2 separate regions of the Homo sapiens genome follow, and region 2 is linked to region 1. A link is a contact called in ENCODE Hi-C data. All regions are on one chromosome and are shown on one strand. Each heading gives the region's core, a stretch centred on a gene start or an enhancer-like site at or near the end of the contact. The rest is flanking DNA. Distances are from core to core; before and after follow the strand shown. Region 1 overlaps DST (dystonin). Region 2 overlaps DST (dystonin).

The links. A loop is a pair of places that touch in the nucleus more often than their neighbours do. Pooled maps may share reads with other maps.
Region 2: a loop to region 1 is called in a pooled map, with 2.6 times the contacts of the local background. The contact joins two enhancer-like sites. A Hi-C loop is called at or near these places in 7 of 37 single-sample maps with no recorded cell type and 3 of 50 pooled maps.

What each region holds. Positions count from the first base shown.
Region 1 is chr6:56,593,896-56,597,142 of GRCh38, reverse strand. DST (dystonin) reads left to right here. Exons shown (of 104, transcript NM_001374736.1): 48 at 2,950-3,247. Among named protein-coding and RNA genes, the nearest start is that of DST-AS1, 250 kb to the left of the region's middle. RefSeq lists an enhancer at 2,993-3,247. Within about 2 kb of position 1,487, at least 3 of the 41 ENCODE cell types and tissues checked have a DNase peak (open chromatin) inside an H3K27ac peak, as active enhancers do.
Region 2 is chr6:56,740,698-56,743,944 of GRCh38, reverse strand. The region is part of intron 4 of DST (dystonin); the gene reads left to right. Among named protein-coding and RNA genes, the nearest start is that of DST-AS1, 100 kb to the left of the region's middle. Within about 2 kb of position 1,609, at least 3 of the 41 ENCODE cell types and tissues checked have a DNase peak (open chromatin) inside an H3K27ac peak, as active enhancers do.

The sequences.
Region 1 (3,247 bases), core at 238-2,737:
TCAGCCTCCTGAGTAGCTGGGACTACAGGTCTGTGCTGCCATGCCTGGCTAATTTTTGTATTTTTTGTAGTGATGAGGTCTCTCTATGTTGCCCAGGCTGCTCTCGAAGTCCTGGGCTCAAGCATTCCGCCCACATCCTCCCAAAGTGGTGAGATTACAGGCATGAGCCACTGTGTCCAGGCTAAGTTGAGCTCACTTAAGTTCTTTCTGAGCTCAGCTCACCTATTCAGTTAAGGCTATTGTTGAGAAGAGATATAAAAGCCCTTCTACCAATTTACTCCATGACATAAATTAAAGCTAACATTAATGCTACTATAAGAGCAAAGGCGACTTCTGTAGAACTACTTTTAAAGTGTCACTCATTTTATTTCAATATTTGGCTTTTGACAGACGGTTTCTGGACCTCAGAAACTTTTGCAGGTCTATTTATTTTGTTCCTACCCTTCATATTTGGAATCTTTGGAATAGGGTACTCCCTGTGAGGTTCTTATAGAAAATACAAATTAAACCAGAAGAAGAATGGGAGTATTTACTGCTCACAATTTTAACGGGCTATTATAGGACCTTATTATGAAAAATAAAGTCTCTTAAAATGAAAAATCTAGTGAATTCCTAAAGGAACATTGTGAGTCAGTTACAAAGAAGTCAGGAAAAGTTAGTAAGTTGACCAAAGTAGTGAGAAATACTGGTGGGTAGACTTAAACATAAAGATATCACACAGGAAAGCCCTTGGTTTTAGGCACAGTGTGGCATTTCCCATCTGATCATTTTACCTCAAAGAATATGGGAATCTGTGCTTTAGAAAATCCTAATCTGGGCCAGGCGTGGTGGCTCATGCCTGTAATCCCAGCACTTTGGGAGGCTGAGGCGGGTGGATCACAAGGTCAGGAGATTGAGACCATCCTGGCCAACATGGTGAAGCCCTGTCTCTACTAAAAATACAAAAATTAGCTGGGTGTGGTGGTGCGTGCCTGTAATCCCAGCTACTTGGGAGACTGAGGCAGGAGAATCGCTGGAACCCAGAAAACAGAGGTTGCAATGAGCCAAGATTGTGCCACTGCCCTCTGGCCTGGCGACAGAGCGAGACTCCATCTCAAAATAAATAAATAAATAAATAAGTAAATAAATAAATAAAAGAAAGAAAGTCCTAATCTGGCAGCATGGAGAGAGGGCCAAAGCACCTGAGCCAGGAACGTCTAGCTTTCAGTAGTTGTCCCATATGTCCTGGGCCAAGCCATTCTCTTCCTTCAGCCTAAGAGTCCTCATCTGTAGGAGGAAGGGGATGGATCTGATCATTTATATGGTGTTGCATATGTCTGTCCATGCTATTTTGTGCAAAGCCCTTCTCGGGGTGGGGTGGGGGTAGCATATGAATGTATTTCAAATACCAAAAACACAAGTCTGTGGGAAAGAAGTTAGTTAAAAATATTTACTATGTGCCCACTAGGTGGCGGGCACTGTTATAGACAGTGAGGATACCAGTGTTAATGAGCCAGTTCTGAGCTGACTAATTGGGATCAGACTTACAAGTGAACGGCTGCCCCATAGCAGTGCTTCTAAGGAAGTCCTTTTCACAGCATAGAGTTATTCTTACTCAGCTCCTGTGTGCCAGCACTGTTCTAAGTACTTGGGATTACACAGTGAGCAAAATAAATTCCCTGTGCCCCCCTTGCACACTAGTTAGTGAGAATGTTACAGTAGACAATAACTAAGTTATATGGTAGGTTAGAAGGCAGTGAGTACTAAGGGAGAAAAGGAGTTAGGTAAGGGTGGTTGAGTGTGGGGTGGGGGACCAGTTTTCAGCATTTAAACGGGACTCAATGGAGATGGGTGCAATTAGCCAAGCAGATATCTGATGAAAGAGCTGTAACTAGACAACAACAGGAGAAAAAGCTCCTAAAGTGTTTACCAGGGTGGGGATGGAGGTAAGGGTGGGAGCAGCAAAGAATCTGGAGGTAATAAAAGGGGCTCTGGGGTAATGGGAGCGGGTCATTTGGCTCCATGTAAGCCATTATAAGAAATGTGGGAAATTGCCCAGAAGGATTAGTATCCTTTTTGCCACACTTGTATGGCAAATTGGGGTGAATGGAAGAAGATGCTTATGGCTGGAGGGAAAGGGACTTCACCTACCTGATGCCTCCCTGCTTCCCTGAAGACTGAGGGGATCAGTAGCTCTGCACACCTGTGACTTGCCTGCAGCACACCTGCCTGGGAGCCCTGCCTTCCTGCCTTCAGAGTGGATTTGAATTTCTGGCACATGCCCAGCTCTGCAGGAAGTGCTCTACATATGTGATCTCATGTACTCCTTAACAGCAACCTGTGATGTGTAGGAGTTATTGTCTCCATTTTCACATGCAGGAAACTGAGGCCCAGTGAAGCTGAGTAGCTCCAGGATTCTCTTTTATTATATCTGCTTCTCTAATGTCCATTGGGCTTCTCTGAATGTACAGTGTTCTTGCTTAGTTATTTTTGAAACCTTTTTAAAGCTTAAAGTTACAGATTCTTTTTCCCTATTTAAAAGTTTTTCCAGGATCATTTCGTAATAAAAAATATTATACTTGTTTGTCCAAAAATTAGGTAAAGACATTCTTTTTTGGGTAGTTGTGAGAAAGCAGGGAATAAAATGAGATCAGATTATAGACACTTATTTTAAAATTGGAATAGAAATTGGTTTTTCTAAACTTCTGAAAAATGGTGTCTGTCCTATCTGATTAAGTACATAGAGAAGATTGGAAATTTTCTTTAAAATAAGATTAGCATGCTCAAAATGCCTTGTTATTCTGAAATCCACCAATAAAAGGGAGTACGGTATAGCTTGAAAAGGGGAATGAGAAGCAAGTTGTAGCCCTGTAGATCATTGAAACCTGTCAGTCTTGAGGCGGCAAGGAGCTCCCTGCAGGTGTTACCCCGTTACTGCTTGAAGATTATGATCAATTTGTTTTCACATAGGCCCAACACGAGAAGATCATCTCTCAGCACCAAGCAGTGATCATAGCCACTCAGTCTGCACAAGTGTTGCTTGAGAAACAGGGTCAGTATCTCTCTCCTGAAGAAAAAGAGAAACTGCAAAAGAACATGAAGGAACTGAAAGTGCATTATGAAACTGCACTGGCTGAGTCAGAGAAGAAAATGAAGTTAACTCACTCTCTGCAGGAAGAATTAGAAAAGTTTGATGCTGACTATACCGAGTTTGAGCACTGGCTACAGCAGTCAGAACAAGAACTTGAAAACCTGGAGGCAGGTGCAG
Region 2 (3,247 bases), core at 360-2,859, 150 kb before region 1:
TGACCTCAGGTGATCCACCTGCCTCAGCCTCCCAAAGTACTGGGATTACAGGCGTGAGCCATCATGCACAGCCCAAGCTTTACTTTTTATTTTTAACTCATTTTTTAAAAGTTAGAATTTTATTTCCTAAGTATGAAATTATAAAGTTGAGTAGGCTTTTACAAACTGCACTCTCTGCTCTTGGTAGCTTTGTGATCCTGGGCAAGTTGTTTAACCTCTAAGTGCCTCAGTTTCTTCATCTGTAAATGAAAGTTATCTCACTGATTGTTATGAGTATAATGTGCAGTGTGTGTGTGTGTTATATATGTGTGTGTGTAATTGAGAACAACATCTGGCAAATAATAAGTGCTCTCTAAGTGTTTGCTATTATTATTATCCTGGTTTCAGTGAAATAGACAGGCTTAGGCTTTCGTGTAGCGGAGGCAAGGGCTCTAAAGATAATTGGAAAAGGAGAGATAGGAAGAGAAGGGCTATTTACTAAGCAGATACTTTGAACTTCTCAGCAGGATCTGGTACAATTTATTCATTTACAGTATATTTAGAATAGGGTTAGAAAATCATATAAAGATGTTTTAAAGCATTTTGGCAACTGTTAATCCAGCAGTATTGTGGTGTGATTGAATGGTGGTTTTCTATTGCTGAAGTAAGTAGTGATCATTTTTGTTTGTTTGTTTTTTGGAATTAACTATGTATACAGTTTCTATTCAGGAAGGTCTATTGGTCTAACGTTTCAGACAAGCATAAGAATGCCAAAGATAGTTTGTCTTTTGCTTGTTTAGAACAAGGGTTCTTATGTCTTGACTTTTCATTATTCATTTATTCATACTTAGAAGTGAAGTGCTCCTAAATTTGAGGCACCTTGCTTTTCCTGCATTATTAGATTAGGGGTTCTATTGTTTGATGACATAAACGTTTAGAATCAGACTTCTTAAGATCCCACTTTGGCTGTGGAATTTTAGGCTAGATTGTTAATCTCTACAACTTTAATTTTCACAGCTTTAAACTGAGGACAGTACTACCCAACTCAGAATTATTGTGAAATCCAAATGAAAATGTATCCATAAGGCATACATAAAGAAATACCCAAAAGTGGTTTTCTCCCAGAAGGATGTATGTCTAGCCTATAAAGGTGATCCTTCCAAATCATGTTACTAGCACACATATCAGGGATAAGTTAAACAAGTTAGGCTGGATTTTTTTTATTTTTATTGCAGGGAAATTCTGCCTGGGGTGTTAGAAGAGAGAATGTGATGAGTTAGTTCAGCTGTGAAATCTAACATCCTATTGGTTCGCCTCATTGCAAAACAAAAAAAGGGAATTAAAACTTTTTTTAAAGGACTTCTTAAGAACAACTTTAAAATGAAAAGAAGAAATAGACAATTTGGTTTCTTTTTAGTAACAGTTGTATATATCCCCTACAAAAATAGTAGAGGAGTCTGGCTTTGTTAATATTTGTTTAAAAGGAGGTGTTGACTAGTTTTCAGCTTGCAAGTAGGAGTGTCTAGTCAGTGTTTTCTTTTCTACATAGAAAGTTAACAGGACTCTGACACATCAGAGTTTGTACGGAGAGAGTTTAGGGAACTGCTGCACAGATTTCCTGCAGAATGATGGGGCAGCTCATGAAAAATGATCAAGATTGGAACGCAAAGCTGGTGGGACTGATGTGCTGTATGGGTTAGTAGTATCACATATACTATCACTTTCATGTTTTCAGAACTGGGAAGGGAAAGTTGCACTACCTGCTTTGGTTTGCATGGCGATAGTTCAGCTGATTGTCGGGCATCTTTCGAAAACCTGTACTGAAATCAGGACAACTTCTGAGGCTCCCTGGAGAGAACTCCCCTGCCTATTGTTGTCCACAGAATATGTATTTATATAATCTCAATACTTACTGCGTGTGTGGTACTGAGTGAGTTTAGCTTTGTTTGGATTTCACTGAAAACCAGTCAATATAGATTGTAATAATCAGTACTCTTTTTGCATTTATTTGTTCCCCCCCAATTCTGTTATTCTTTGTCTTCATTGTCGTTACATATTTTCAGCTGTTACACTTTATAAGGGGGATATAAATATATATTTTTATTGAAAACTTAATCTATAAATGAAATAATTTTCAAATAGAGGAATGTTATAAAAGTTCAATTGTTTAAAATCACAGGAATGAGTTTCCCTTTTTGTTGCTGTAGCAACATTGCTCTAAATATAAATCTCAGTGTTAGACATCTCTAACTGAAATGAAATAAAGAACCATTATGAGACTTGTAATTGGAAAATTAGATGGTGTAATCTGGAATACTCCCTTTTGAAATAACTCCCTTTTGAAATAATGTGTATGGAAAGTGGTGTGATTTACAAAGTCTTCCCAGACTTAAATTATTCTCTGACTCTAGGTTGCTCTCTTGAAGAAAGTTGAAGCCTTTAGAATTCACATTAACTCTTTTCTCATTCCTGTAGCATTGTGGAAGCCTTCTCATGTTAAAGAGCATATTTTGGTATTTGAATGGGACTCATTTAAGTTGATCATGGTTTAAAAGAAGAGGTTTAGGTTGTTCCTGTTAGAAAACAGTATCAGAATTTATGAATTATGTGTGTTATTTAGTCTTTGTATCTTATGTACTTTAGTTACGGATCATAATTCCTAGATATTACCTCAGTAGTACCTACGAAATATCATGTTATTAGCAGTGCTTTTGAGCATCTAGCACAACAACAACAACAAAACCTCATTGATCAAAAGAACCTTTGTATAGTAAGTACCTCTGTACTTAGAGGTAAATTATTTGATTAAATCAGCTTTCTTAATATACTGCTTTGGTAAGTAATTAGCCAATTTATCTATAGAATCTGTTTTACCTCATGTTCCTTGAACTATAGGACCAGTTTTTATTCACTTAGAAAAGAAGAAATCTATTTTGTTAACCCTTTTTTACCCAAGAAGAAAATAGTTTATATAATACACATAATAGATTAAATTTATTTTGTGACTTATATGGAAACTCTATTCTTGAATTATAAAGATTTTTAATATATTATTAATTTTTTTTTCTTGAGGATTTAGCATCAGGGGCCTTGGTTGTTATTTAATGGGAATAATATGGATATTACCTAGGAAGTAATTTTTTTCATTTACTCTGTTTTCTTTTTGCTGGATGCTTAGAACATCACTGCTGAAAATGTGATATGAGTGCTAGACTTTGGCACAGAACTTCCATTGTTTGCAATCAGTTGTCCAAAGTTCACATCACAT